Regions from separate parts of the Homo sapiens genome. Here regions 2 and 3 are each linked to region 1. The links are chromatin contacts, found by Hi-C or POLR2A ChIA-PET in ENCODE. All regions are on one chromosome and are shown on one strand. Each heading gives the region's core, a stretch centred on a gene start or an enhancer-like site at or near the end of the contact. The rest is flanking DNA. Distances are from core to core; before and after follow the strand shown.

Region 1 (4,610 bases), core at 1,160-3,659:
CCCCGCGCCAGAACAAAGGAATGTGGGGAGGGGGCAGGGAGGAGCTCAGGCCACTGAGCAGCCCCAGTATAACTGCCGTTCGGAGGCGCTTCTCGGTCCCGACCCGAGGTCCCCGCCCGCCACTACCAGACCCGCCCCCAGCCCCGGATTCTCGCAGACCCCACCGGCCCGCAGGAGGGAGCGGCGCACTGGGGGCCGCACGGACTCGCCATTGGAGATCGCGATCGGAAGGTGGCGCCACGCGGCCCCTACAGGCCTGGGACTCCCACCCGAGCTCGCAAAGTAGGTCGGGGTCTGAAGCTGGGGGCCTAGAGCAACTAGCTTCTTGGAAAGCGACTGCAATTATTTGGGGTAATATACTCTGTTCCAGAGACGTCCACCCCCCACCTCCCACAAAAAAAAACCCTGCACTTAATTTAAATGTTACGTTATATATACATCCCATCATATACATATATTCACACATAATCACTATGTAACAGTCCAGGAAGAAATTTAATATTTGGGTAAATTACATATTCACACATCTTCACATAAGTAAAACCAGGGTATCCAGACAAAAAAACAATCTACTAACCTATATCTGTTTCCCATAGGTCATATCTGGTCTGGGGGTAAATAAATACTTCTGACCTCACTTACTGTTGTTATTTACAAAAGCCAAGAACAGAAGATGACACTTGGCCATTCCCTGCTGTTCTCAGAGAACAGCAGTTTCCTAAAGTGTCCTTTAAAAACATAAATGGGAGCCAGCATCCAGCAAATCACCGGGCGCTGCGAAATGCCTTCCTAAAAATACAATCTTATCAAAGGTCTCCGAAGGCGTGGAGTTAAAACTACAGCAAATGGCCTTGAACTTGTATTTGCACACAGCCCTGGAGAAAACACCAGAAATAGCACTGCGAGGCCACAATTGTTAAAATGTGATAGGGCTAAATTTAGAAGAACGTGCGTTTCATTTAGGGCAAAAGACACACATTCGGCAGCATGAGCAAACTCCATGCTTACCCGGTTGTCTACTTTCCTGTTTAAAATATCCTTAAGGAAAAAAAAAAAACTGTTATAGTGACATTCTTAAAGGCTGAGACTGTCCTACTTTCTTTGTAGCAAGATTATAAAATCACGTAATTAGCTCCCTCTCTCTATGCTCACTGCCAGCAAATTCGGCAGTTACATAATGCAACATTTCCAGGAAACTATTATGTGATTTGTCTTGTCGTGTCTGAAAAAGCAATGACAATAAGGTGAGAAAAAGGGCTGATCGAATGGAATGCATTAAAATTAGGAAGGTGGGGAGGTAAACGTCACAATGGTTCGTCCCAGATTTAAAAATAACAGCTGAGAACATTGAAAGGGCGAACCCCAGTAGTACCCAAGATCAGAATTCAATGCGAGCAATTCTTGCTTTTAGGTTTTGTAGTATCGTTTTAAAACCTGTTTATTTGGGACGTAATATAGACGTAAATAACGATCTAATATCCAACGCTGCGCCTCAATTACCAAATCATTGCACACATACGCGCATATTCCCACATCAGCCCGCAATTCTTGCCAACATTTCACCGTGGGCAGATTATGCAATGTATGAAAGGACAAATCCCACAACCTTCCCGAGGGCTTGTAAAACACGCTGACGACAAACAGGGTGGAAAACGTCTGTGCAGACACAGCCCCTGACACAAACAAACGCCGCGCAGGCATTCTCCGAATGCCGTCACCGTTCACGCTACCAACCCTTTTTCTCACCAAGCAAATTAAGACTATTCCCCATTCCTCAACCCCCCATTCCTCTCCCCCCTACGCCGCCAGCCCCAGAGAAGGAACGAGAAAGAAAGACACTAGAGAGGAAAGAGCATCTTCCCGCTCGGAGAGGGCTCAGCCTGCCTGGCGCTCTTCTTTACCAAAACATCAATTTTCCTGAAATCAGGAGACATTATGCAACAGCAGCGGGGGGAGAGCGCAAACCAGCCAGGACTACGTGCCGGCGCGAAGGCGCTGCAATCAAAGCAGCCACCTTAAGGTGGCGAGTCCCATCCTGACAAGGCAGCAAAAGTTTATGTAATGAATGCCCCGCGCGCACTCGCCGCCGCTGGCGAGCCCAGCTTACAGCCCGACCCCGCACACAGCGCGGCCCGCACCCCGCGCCCGCCCGCCCGCCCGCAGCGCGCCCTGGGAGCGGTCGCCGGGCCCCCGGCCGGCGGTGGGCGGAGCGCTTACCGTGTTCCTGCTCTCGGGCCGGCGAGGAGAAAGAAAGGGGCGGCCGGGAGTCGGGCCGCCGGCGCTCGGGGCTCGGGCCGGGCCGGGCCTCCGGGGCCGCGGCGGGAGGCGGGCGGCGGCGAGGGCGCGGCGCGGGAGGCGGGCGGGCGCGCCGGGTCCGCGGGCGCCGTGGCCGCGCGGAGAGATGTGTGTTAGTAGGTCAGTTCCGAGCGCCGCGCTACGTCGCCGCCCGCCAGCCCCGCGTGACTGGCGGCCGCGGCCCCAATCGCCGCGCCCGCACCCGCCCCCGGCCCGCCGCCAATGGCCGCGGCCGGCAGGGGCGGGCCGGGGCGGGCACTCCGCGGCCCCGCCCCGCCTCCCCGCCCTCAGCTCCCCCTCCGCGGCGGCGCCACTACCAGCTCGCGTCCCTCCCCGGCCAGGGCCACCGCCGTCCGAGCGCCCGCGAGGGCTGGCGCCCCATTCCCGGCGCAACGAGTGTTGCGCAACGGCCCACGCGGCCGACACGACCGGAGCGAGCCTGCGGAGGAGCCCGGGAGCCCCCCGTCCCACCGCCCCGTCCGCTCTTGGCTCCCTTCACCCTCCCGGTCGCCGCGGTGGCTCTGCGCTCCCCGCGACCCTCACTTGCTCGCAGAGGCGCTTTTTGTCTTCCTGAGAGCCGCAGCCTGCTGGGCTACCTGTTGCCGACTGAGCACTGCGGGTTGCGGCTACCCGGGCGTGGCCCGGACCTCGGCCTCCCCTTCCCCGCACACTCCCGAGAGGAGCCCTCTACCTTGGGGTGGGCAGGAGGGAAGGCGGGGGGTGGCGGCTGGCAAGCTGCCAACACTCGGGGCGCGCTGCGGCGGGGAAGGGGTTGGCGCGGCCGGGCAGCTGCGCAGGGCTGCGCGGCGGAGGCAGCGATTAAAATGTCCCGGCGCCTCTCCCGAGAGCCGCGACGGCCCGGAGCCGGGAGGGAAAGCTCCACGCACAAACACCGCCCCCTGCACAATTAGGGCGAAGATGACGGCTGCAAAGTTGTTGCGTAACACGACTGGGAAACGAGGCTCGCTGAGGTCCATCTACCCACCCCCGCCACGCGGGTGCGGCGTTCCTCGGAGGATGTGAAGGTCCGCGCTCGGGTGCCCCCGCTGGGACGCCCACTGTCGTTTGGTGCTGGGGCTTGAGACGACCGCGCGGGATCTCTTCCTGTGATTTTGAGCTGATAGCTGCTTAGTGTTATTTCTGCGTCTAACTGGATACGGTAGTCTTCTCTCCCAAATTCCCGGGCTACGGAAGAGACGTAAAAAAATGGAAAAAAGAGCACCTAGCCGCGACTTCTTAAGTCGTCGCGCTAGACTGTCAAGGCACGTGGCACACTCCCTGCGTTTACCGATACACGGATAGTGGTCAGTGCTGGCCTTGGCGAAGGGAGCCATGTTCCCGACAGTGACTCACAGGCTTGCCCAAATACGGAGTGTGGCAGGTGGGCAGGACCTCCACCAGCCAGCTCCCTCCTGGTCTCCTTGAACTACGTGGGGGCTGGGCCGAGTGCCTCCACGACTTTCCACTTCTTTTTGCTCCTTTCGTTTTTAAAAAGCAAAAACCAAAGTAAAGAGAAGAGCAGAGTGAACACCCAGGTACCATCCCTAGTGTCTGCCATGAGCAGCAGATCTATCTACTCGCCAAGATTGTCTTTTCTACCTTTCCCCTTCTTGCACAGTTAATATCATAATAACGCAAGTCATATTTAAAAAATTTTTATCACCTATCAGTTGAGTTTTTGGAAAGCCTTCCAGGGCAGCGTTGTGGTTTTGAACGCACTCTTGTTCGTGATTTATCTGGTAGTACAGCTCTGCTGACAAGGCTCTGAAAACTCAGACGTACAATATGGGCTTAGCGTGTTCCCCGACACCATCTTCCCGGTGCTGACTAATGCAAGAACCACATCCCCTCCACTACACATTTTCCAAACTTGACTACCTTCATGAGAACAAATCCTGATTTTAGTTTATAATTTCCACTTTTCTCATACATATATAATAATTCAAGATGTGGTCTTACTATGTTGTCCAGGTTGGCCTGGAACTCCTGGGCTCAAAGGATCCTCCGGCCACAGCCTCCCTGGTAGTGGAATTACAGGCGCATGCCACTGTGCCTGGCCACTTTTCTCAAATTTACTGATAGTTTCCTTTTTGCCCAAACCTTACAATGCTTATTTGTAGCTTTGAGAACCTCTCTTAGATGAAATCAAAATCATATCCATATTAGTTGCCTTTTTGGGGTCAGAAATGCAGCTATTGTCTAGAAATCCAGGGCTGTCCTGCATAATCTACCCTCCCCTTCACGTGTTCTGACCTTGTTCTGCATTTTGAATAATTTCATGGAATTTCAAAGCCGTTGTAGTAAATGTCTTTCTT
Region 2 (4,610 bases), core at 1,487-3,986, 900 kb after region 1:
CAGTTTTAAGTAAACCCACCAGTAAAGTGCTACCATGTCTGCTGATGCCAAATGGAATGGACCTAAACCTGCTGAGTTATACGATACTGGAATTCTCTTCATCACTGCTGTCCCTCTGGATAACGTGAAAAATGGCTGTGGAGGTTTAGATTTAGAACCAGTTATTCCAAGTTACAGAGTCATACAAACTGGCAAACAGTATAGAAAATATATGATGATCTTACATTTTTTCAGGTCCGCTTCTGCTACACTGATGTTGATATATGCAAAAACTTTCTGTGGGTTTCCTAAAAAACAAACAAACAAACAAACAAAACAATTTATTTAAATTCTTATCCAGAGAGCAATGTAAAAACGGTTGTTTCTAAATTAAAAAAAAAAATAGCTCTTGAAAACTTATTATTTCAAAGATAAACCTTGTTTTTTATTGGCTATAAAAATAAGCATAATTATCAAAATATTCCAAAAAAAAAAAGAAGAAAATGTCCAGTAGTCAGATAAGGAAACATTTTGATTGTATGCTAGTGATAGTCTACTTAACGGGACACTTAATCCATGTTAGAAAATTCTAGTTCTCAAAACTGGAAGTTAATATGTTTCTGAAATCAGATGTTTTAGAATTTGGAATTTTTTCTTATTTCAGAAACAAATTCTGGTCAAGTTCCACATCACACATTATACCTCCACAACATCACTTAAAACTTTTGGTGTTCAGAGCTAACATTTATCTTGGGGTTGTTTTATTTTCTAGCACTTAACCTGAGTTATGTCTGCCTATAACTGCCCAGTGAAGGACCATAAATTACCTTGGTCATCTTTCCGTGTGATGATCTCCACATCCGAAACTTCTCCAAATCTGCTGAACTGATTTTGTAGGTCTGCCTCAGAAATGTCCTGGCTAAGGCCACCCACATAAAGGCGCTTCGTTTCTCTGTTCACTTTCATGAAGGCTGGGCATATACTTGGGTGTGTTTCAGTGGGAAAAGTAATTTTCTGTATACAGAGAAGAGTTCTTTCCCTTAGTTCTTCTAAAATCTAACAAAACAACTACTTCCTCTGAACCTTCTGTATCAAATCCGTCTCCTGGATCTGTATTTCACTTCCTATTGTATTACTTCCAAATTTTAGTCTTCGAGGTTTTGCCCAAGCCCTACATCCACATCTTTCATGAATGCACTTTGGAACAGCAACCCCATACCCATATAGACACAGGTACAGACAGAGTTTTTTTCCTCCAAATGGCCATAATATTACACTCTATCCCTCTTAATTTTATGTATTCATGTTTTTAGATGTTTTTCCTTGACTCACTCATACATTCATTTACTGTCTTTAACAAAGTCTGACAGAAACAGGATGTAACGCACTAAAAGATAAAAAGAGCTAGCCTACCTCTTCCTAATTGTCTCCACCCCCAACCTACCCACCCCAGCCTTCTTCCTCCTAGAAGACCCAAAGAAGTGAATAGAGAGGCTAGGAGCTCCTTATAGTCACAAAAGAATAAAACAAATGGCACAATATTATGTCACAATAAAAGTGCTGCAAAGTGGGGTTCAGACACAAAGATCAAGGGATATAGCGAATACAGACTTGTGTTTTTGCTATGTGCCTGCATTGTACAAAGTAGTTTGCATGTTTCCCATTTTTCAGGAGAGCAGAAGAGGTTAAGTCACTTCCTCAATGCCATACCGAAAATTAGTGAATCCAGGATTATAATGCAGGTCTACCTTCAGAACTTGGAATTCTTAACACTATACTATGAAGGTTGCTGTATCACAGGGGACTCAGGAAAACTTTTCCAGAGGTACTAGGGCCCATCATAGTATCTCTCATTTCGTTTAGCACCCGGCAGGCGCTCAGCTCTCGCCCTTCCCTTCCCCAAGAGCTGACAGACTCTTTCCAGAAGAGACTCCCAACCAGCGTCCACCACATGGCGTGTATTCTGGGCAGAACTTCGGCCTACCTCTTCCCGATAGTCTCCGCCCCCAGCCTACCCACGGCAGCCTTCTTTCTCTGAGAAGACCCAAAGAAGTGAAGAGAGACTAGGAAACGGCCCTGTGACTTCTCATGCCCGAAACCCACTCCTCACCACGTCGTTCACCTAAAGCCAGCGCCGCTGCAGCCCCTAACTTCTGGTCACGTGTCCCAACGGAGCATCCTCTCTTCCTTCCTACTCGATTTCCAACCCAGCCTCCTAAGGTTCCGTTACCACAATTCAGTTCCCAAGAGCTTTTAATTTCCTTTTCCGTCCTCCCACCTTCCCTGACGCCTCCGTCACCTCCCCCTCAACGACTGCAAAAGAGCCTAAACCAAAATCCCCTAGTTTCTATTGAACACTATCGCTGTGTGTACCAATTCCTGGACTAGGTCGGCGTAAGAGAGGAAGTAGGTGAAAAAAATAAAGAGGCGCTCCCCTCCACGTGATCCCAGCCCTGCCTCTTTAGTGAGGCACGCGGCCGGGCGGCTCCAAGGCTGCCGGCTAGGGTGAGCAGCGGAGCGCTTGGGCTTGGAGTAGCAAAGAACGCGCTCTCCAGAGAAAGTATAGCCACTGCTTAGACAGCCAGGGAAACGTGTGCGGGGAAGTGGAGGACTCAGGCTCTCGTGCGAGAGCGGAGTTGGACGTGCAGGGCCGCTGGGGTCACGCGGAGCTCTCCCGCCTCCCCTCCGCGTGAGCTCTGGGATGGTCCGCGCCGGGAGCGCGCGCGAGGCTTGAAGCGCGGGTGAAGCGCGCAGGTCGGAGTGACAGCTGCGCTGCCGGCCCGGCTGCGGTCAGCAACGCGCCATGGACGCAGAGCTGGCAGAGGTGCGCGCCTTGCAAGCTGAGATCGCGGCCCTGCGGCGAGCGTGTGAGGACCCACCGGCGCCCTGGGAAGAGAAGTCCCGAGTCCAGTACGTGACCACCCCAAGTCCCCCAGGGCCCGCTGGCCAGGGTTCCCGGGCCAGGCGGGTGAATCTCCACAGACATCCTCGGTCTCCTACTCCCAGCCCTAGAAAGTGGGCATGAACTGGCATTGATCCTGTCATGACGATGGCCTAGAGTTGGGAGCAGCGCGTACGGCGCCCAGCTGTAAACGCATTGCAGGGTATTAACTCGTTTAATCGCAGTCGTCTGTGTGGATGACTGACAAGGAGGAAGTCTTGACTATATCCCTAGCTAGATAATTCCGCCTCCAGTATGCAGAAGTATCTCTAGTTGGGATTTAATAACTCCGTTTGGTTTCATGGCATTTGTTTTGGTAGGTCAGCTAACCATCTCAACTGATAATGACTTTGTGTTTACGATGACATAAAAATTCCTTTGAAAAATAACTTCGGTAAAAAACTAAGTTGATAAAAGAAAAGTAGTTAATATAGACTGCAGGAGAATTTGACATTCCTCTGAGGTAGGTGCTACTGTTAGCCCTGTTTTATAGTTGAAGAAACTGAGGCTCAGAGAAGTTAGGTAGCTTGTCCAAGGTTCCAGAGAAAGGAATTGTCAGAGATGGATTGGGACCCAAAAATTTTACTCCAAAGTCTGGGCACTTTTGGTTTATTGAAGGAGAGGGAGAGAAAAGCTCTGCAACCGTAATTATGTATTATCATCTCAAACATAGAAGCCTCTCGAAAACATAAACTGTCTTCAATTTTTGAGTCAAGAGTAATTTGACATAGGTGCAGAAAGAATGGGATTTTTCCTGAGCTAACTGGAGAAGAATTGGTAGAAAATGGGAAGGAGGAGATCTACAGAAAATGTCTGCGTGCGGTCATGAAAGTAGAGGAAGCTGTGACTGGTTAAAGGGAGAGGAAAAAGGTGTGCTCCTCCACAAATGAGAGTAAATGTATTAAAGACCCTTGCTATTTGAGGTGTGCTCCACAGATGGGACGCTTTAGCATTACCTGGCGGTTTGTTAGAGCGACATCCTGACCTACTGAATCAGAATCTGCATTTTAAAAAAATACACTGCCCTAACAGAGGATTTGTGTGCACACTTGGAAGTTTAAGAACCAGGGAAAAATAGTTTCTTTACTGGCCACAAGATTTCATTAGTCCCCATAGTAGTGTCAACTGAAAAATCATGAGATCTGCAAATTTAGAGAGACTATTTCTTAAAAAGGGTTACAGTCTGCAAAGTGGCCATCCTGACAGGCTAGGAAGCATAGTCTCAGGCAAAGCAGAAAGGCCCACACTTTGGAGGAGGAGGGGTTGGGGCAGGGATTTATGCTGTATGAGTGGGCTAGGTATACATATTCAACAGGTTATAGGAGGGGCTATGAATATTCACGAAGGGAGATGTGCTCACCTGTACTGAATAAAAATGCATATTACATGCACTCCATATTCATTTTGGGAAGCTGACTTAATATTTAAATGCATTACAATTAGGCCCTGTACGTCAAAAGTTGAAGGAGGGAAGCAAAGGTACTTAAGTACACAGGCCTTGTAAACCTGTTAGAACAAGTCCATGGTTGGTGATCTTATCAAAAGAAAATTTTTGAAATCATTCTCTTGTCCTATCAAAGCCTGTGGAACAGGGGAATCAGTTAGCATCTGGTGGTGGATGAACTGCAATTATTTCAATATTGCTTATCTGGAGGCCAGTGCTAGTGAAAAAAATATTGTGGCAGTTAGA
Region 3 (4,610 bases), core at 840-3,339, 610 kb after region 1:
CATGTACTGCTTCAGGCAGTGCCAGGCACAAAGCAGGAATTCCATCCTTCTCAAATCAACGACAGTTTGATTGTTCGTATTTATGTCAATAGCAATGTGAAAGCTCTGTAATACTCTAAGGCATGGCAGAAATTTTCAAGTTTTCAGGAAATCAAAGAAATAATAGCTTGAAAGGACAATGCTACCTCTGTCCCCCAGAGTTCATCTGTAAACATCTGTTTCATGCATTTGACACATATTTATTGAGCTGTACTATGCTGTGCATGGAGTCCTGAGGGCACAAAACCAGCACGGCTCCCGTCCTCATGCACCTACGGTCTTACTAACAAGTAAACGTAGGATGTAGGATTACACCTTTGGATGAGTGCAATAAAAAATGAAGGGGGCAGCCCAGGCTGGAGTGCAATGGAGTGATCTCAGCTCACTGCAGCCTTGACCTCCTGGAACCAGGTGATTTTCCCACCTCAGCCTCCCAAGTAGCTGGGACCACAGGCGTGCACCACTATGCCTGGCTAATTTTTACAGAGATGGGGTTTCACCATGTTGCCCAGGCTGGTCTTGTACTCCTGGGCTCAAGTGATCTGCCCACCTCGGTCTCCCAGGTGTTGAGGTTACAGGTGTGGGCCACTGCACCTGGCTGAAAAGGGCAGGCTCCTTAAGGTGCTTTGAGCTGCTACCAGAGTGATCTTCCAAATCCTGGTCTGGCACTGTGGGCCGGCAGAGCATTCAAACTCCCCAGTGGGCTCTCCTGCAGCCTCCCTGACTTGGCACCTGGCCTCAGGACCCTTCTCTCCAGCTCTTCTGCGGCTTGCACTCTGTACTCCCAGATGAACCTGGAGGTCTCCAAGCCACTGAAAACCCTGAGCAAAGCACACACCACCTCATCTGATGGAAAGCCACGATGCCCACAGGATGCCCGACACACACACTTCTCTAGTTTTGGTGTAGACATCGCCTGCTCTCAAAAGCCTGAGCAATGCCCCAGGGCAGAACTGACCATGTCCATGCCCCCTGCTGTGACTGCCTGGCCCAGTGCTGTGGTGGGATGGCCAACTCCTTGGACTACCTCGTATATGCTTTGTGAACAGAATCCAGTCTCCTTAAAAGTAAGACATTAGTCTTTCACTTTTGGTGTTTTTTCTTGATGCTGTACATTTTCCCCACTGTTGCTTGTTTTTTCTCAAATGTTACTGAGTGTTGCTGACTGAAGGAGCAGCAGAGGCGCATGCCCACCCCCACCCCACACTGCCGATCTTCCCTGCAGGACGGTCCTTGTGGCAGGAACTCCTGGTGTGGCATGTGCCACCTTTCAGATGTGGCAGATATGAGCTGATGGAAACTCAGTTTGCCCAAGTTCATTGCTGGGCTCCCAGACATTTCTCTGAGTTAACTGAGAGGGTACTCAGTGAGTCCTTGGGAGCTTTTCAGTTAAAATTTTAGAAACTTCTAGTTTAAGAGCAGAAGACAGGTAATGTACTATATTTTAATGACAGATATTCTTCCATAGCCTATGATAGTCTTTCAAAATTTTTCAAAAGATAACGTATTTCATAGAGCTCAGAGTAGGGGAAAAAAATAAGGTCATATTTTAACGTCAACTGACCTGGGAGGAGGGAGACACTTCTCTTCTTTCTCCAAGTAGCGCGCCTGAGTTAATGCAATACTTCTGTTCATGCACTGTAGGAAGAAAAAGAAGACATCTGCAACCTGGACTTCAGACATGGTGGTAATTAAACTGGGGGAACGCTGAAATCCTGCAACGGTAGCTTTAATTCACTTTTCCAATTATAATTGCTAGAAGATATCACCAAAATACTACACCACCACCTTGGCAGCACTGTCCACAGAACTTTCTGCAATGACAAATACCTCTGTTGTGTAGTGCCCAGCAGTCGCCATGAGCCCTGTGTGCCTGCTGAGCACACGGAGATATGGCTGGTGCTACTGAGAGGTCACAGTTGCACCTTTTCTTATTTCCACTTAGTTTAAATTCAAACAGCCATAGCTAGCTAGTGACTACCATTTAGACAAAGCAGAGTTAGCACATGAGGAAGTGGTGCGAGCAAAGTCCTGCAGGCTGGACTTATGACCACCACCACCAGTAGAACTGCGTCAGAGAAAAACCACTGCACTTCAGATATTAGCAAAAACGATGTCCACATGTGGCATCTGGGCATGGTGCCACTGGGCACTGCAGAATCTGGCGTTAACAAAGTTTTACCCAGCTTTCCTATATATTAACCATCTGTCAACATTAAGAAAAAATGAAAACAATCTCTACTAAAATAAAGAAAGCACAAACACCAGAGCAAGGTAATAGGCTACAGGGGTTTCTTTCTGGAGTGATGAAAAAGTTTTGGAATGAGATAGTAATGGTTGCACAACCTGCTGAATGTATGATACTAAAAGCCACTTAACGATATACTTCAATAGGGTGAATTTTATGGTATGTGGTATGTGAGTTATATTAAAAAAAAATAGCAACAGAGCAAAGGGCAGTGTAAAGGAAAGAACAATTATTCCATGTCTCTGGCAGTAAAAGTATCTGCCTGAAGAGGGGTCACGTCGTAGGCTGCGAGGAAGAGATGGAAAAACCATACTAGGCAATGACAACAGCCTCCCGCTGACTCTAGGCTCTGGAAGTGTACTTGGAAAAGTGAACTCCTGCAAACATCTGGACTGGCTCTGTTTCTAGCCCTGGCTGGTTAAGAGACATTATAAACAATAGCTCAGTTTGTAAAAACAGTGTCCTGTTGAGCAACTCAACATAAACTTGGCAAAGCCTCTCAGATCTACAAAGCTTAAATAAGAGTTACAGCAGCATGGTTCTTTTCTTTCCTTCAAATATTGAAAAGATGAGGGGAGTGGAACAAAAGATTCGGAAGATTTTAAAAATGGAAGCTGTGATGATGCACAGAAGCGGGAAGATATATGTATTTTTTCTATCAATGAAGTTTCTAGATAGTATTCTGTTCCCTACCCCAGATTGTTCTCTTCTCACTCAACTCTCAAGAGGATTTCCTTAAGAGAGCCAGTATCAAACCAGGCCCACAGACAGGAGTTTGGGATCTGTGAGCTGTCCACAGACTTTTCGTTTCCTCTTTCATTACGTGGCTAATTCCTGTAAGCATGGTATTTTAACACCGAGTTGCTTCATTCGCACGTCCTCCTCTGCGTCTCTTTGGTACAAAGCAGTAGTAAGACTTTAGCTGTTGCTATCTAATGAAAAGAGAACAGAGGTGGATTTACTATGCAATGAATACACTGGCATCTGAAGGAGGCAACTGTCCCTCAACATGAAGCATGTGTGGACAACTGTCCTGATGCAGTTCGAGAAGAGACTCAGTGAGAACGGCGGAGCCATTACTCAGACCCAACACCAGCGCATGCAGCTCATGAGCCTGCTCTGTGAACACAGCTCTCAGCTGTCCCGCTGGGGCAAGTCCATTGAAAAAAACAAATTCACCTGCCTCATGAAGGTAATGAAATGAATGGGAATTTTACTGGCTTGTCCATTTAGTTTGTATTTAATGTATAAATGCGTTTTAGTTTTCCATTTGTATGAGAACTCTAATCACAAAGATGTCATACTTAGTTTTGTGTTTGTCTGTATTTAAGGAACGTTACAATACAAACAATGAGGCAGTAAAGCAGGCAGTGGGATGTTTTTCCCTGTCTAGAGAGTCTTCATGTCCACAGAGTTGTGCCTGAGGGGACATCAGCTGCATTTCCTCACCTCACAAGATAAGTAGCTCCAGCCTGATCATTCATAATCTGACATGTTTCCTTAGGAAGCTCAGATCCTGGGGCTTTTTATTTATTTTTTAATGTAATTGACTCTAGAAGACCACAAATTTTATGAAGTTCTCCACAAATCTGTTATTCCAGATTACGTGGCTCAAACATTTGGGACATAGGACAGCTGAAGCCAGCTAGGCAGCAGAGGCTGCCTGCACACCCGGTCTGTATACTGCACAGCCATGTGGCCTAGAAGAGCCTGCCTGAGAGGCTGTCTAGGCGGATGAGGCTCAGGACAGGGCCTGGCCTAGGAAAGGCACATGACAGGTGGTAGCTGCCATTATGACCCCAGAAACCTAGTAGCATTGCTCATAGCTACAGCCTCTGGACAAGGAAGCAGAATCATGCCCATTTTCATTCTCAAATACATACTAGGTATATGTCAGATTCTTCTCAAAGGAGCAGCAGCAGCCCACATAAAAGTCCAGATTCTTCTGAAAGCAGATGTCCAGCATCCCAGGACTTGGAAGAGGGGTGCAAGGTGGGTGGCATCCCACTGCCCGTCCTGAGTCCTTCCTGCCCAGGTTATTCCGCTGCTCTTCCTCCCCCTTTTAAAGAAACTTCTGTTGGCTCTGAACCACTGTAAACCCGCGTGCCCAGGGCAGGAAGCACTCTGGAGGGGTAGTGCTACTGGATGAAAAGGGGCAAGCAGTTTTCCCTGGTGATGTGTTTCTTAGACAATTAGTAGTAAAATAACTTTTGGAAGATAAAGAAATTTAAATAAATCTCCCCAAATTAGGTATGTTATAAAAAGCGGTCTTCCTTTCCGTTTACAAGAGCATCCTGACTTCAGGGTGACTGTGAGTGGACTG

The links. Hi-C counts contacts between places; a loop is a spot of excess contacts on that map. ChIA-PET counts read pairs that join two places held with the same protein, here RNA polymerase II (POLR2A). Pooled maps may share reads with other maps.
Region 2: a map of CD4-positive, alpha-beta memory T cell shows a loop between it and region 1 (8-fold over the local background). The contact joins the promoter of CENPP here to the promoter of NFIL3 in region 1. A Hi-C loop is called at or near these places in 1 of 168 maps with a recorded cell type or tissue (CD4-positive, alpha-beta memory T cell) and 6 of 50 pooled maps. POLR2A ChIA-PET finds 5 or more read pairs at or near these places in 1 of 52 experiments (Panc1).
Region 3: a map of sigmoid colon shows a loop between it and region 1 (5-fold over the local background). The contact joins the enhancer-like site here to the promoter of NFIL3 in region 1. A Hi-C loop is called at or near these places in 1 of 168 maps with a recorded cell type or tissue (sigmoid colon).

Annotation. Positions count from the first base shown.
Region 1 is chr9:91,421,423-91,426,032 of GRCh38, forward strand. It overlaps NFIL3 (nuclear factor, interleukin 3 regulated), which reads right to left and starts at 2,410. Exons shown (of 2, transcript NM_005384.3): 1 at 2,218-2,410. LOC105376146 (synapsin-1) reads left to right here and starts at 2,611. Exons shown (of 2, transcript NR_188612.1): 1 at 2,611-4,610. It overlaps LOC124902209 (a long non-coding RNA gene), which reads left to right and starts at 200. Exons shown (of 2, transcript XR_007061661.1): 1 at 200-282; 2 at 597-637. RefSeq lists a silencer at 2,348-2,747.
Region 2 is chr9:92,323,217-92,327,826 of GRCh38, forward strand. CENPP (centromere protein P) reads left to right here and starts at 2,737. Exons shown (of 8, transcript NM_001012267.3): 1 at 2,737-2,889. The coding sequence starts at 2,783. It overlaps NOL8 (nucleolar protein 8), which reads right to left and starts at 2,134. Exons shown (of 17, transcript NM_017948.6): 1 at 2,090-2,134; 2 at 807-993; 3 at 225-287. The coding sequence starts at 945. RefSeq lists enhancers at 1,416-2,304, 2,083-2,202, 2,233-2,342.
Region 3 is chr9:92,033,207-92,037,816 of GRCh38, forward strand. It overlaps SPTLC1 (serine palmitoyltransferase long chain base subunit 1), which reads right to left. Exons shown (of 15, transcript NM_006415.4): 14 at 1,604-1,677. Among named protein-coding and RNA genes, the nearest start is that of SPTLC1, 80 kb to the right of the region's middle. Within about 2 kb of position 2,090, at least 8 of the 41 ENCODE cell types and tissues checked have a DNase peak (open chromatin) inside an H3K27ac peak, as active enhancers do; they include sigmoid colon, where a contact is called at or near this core.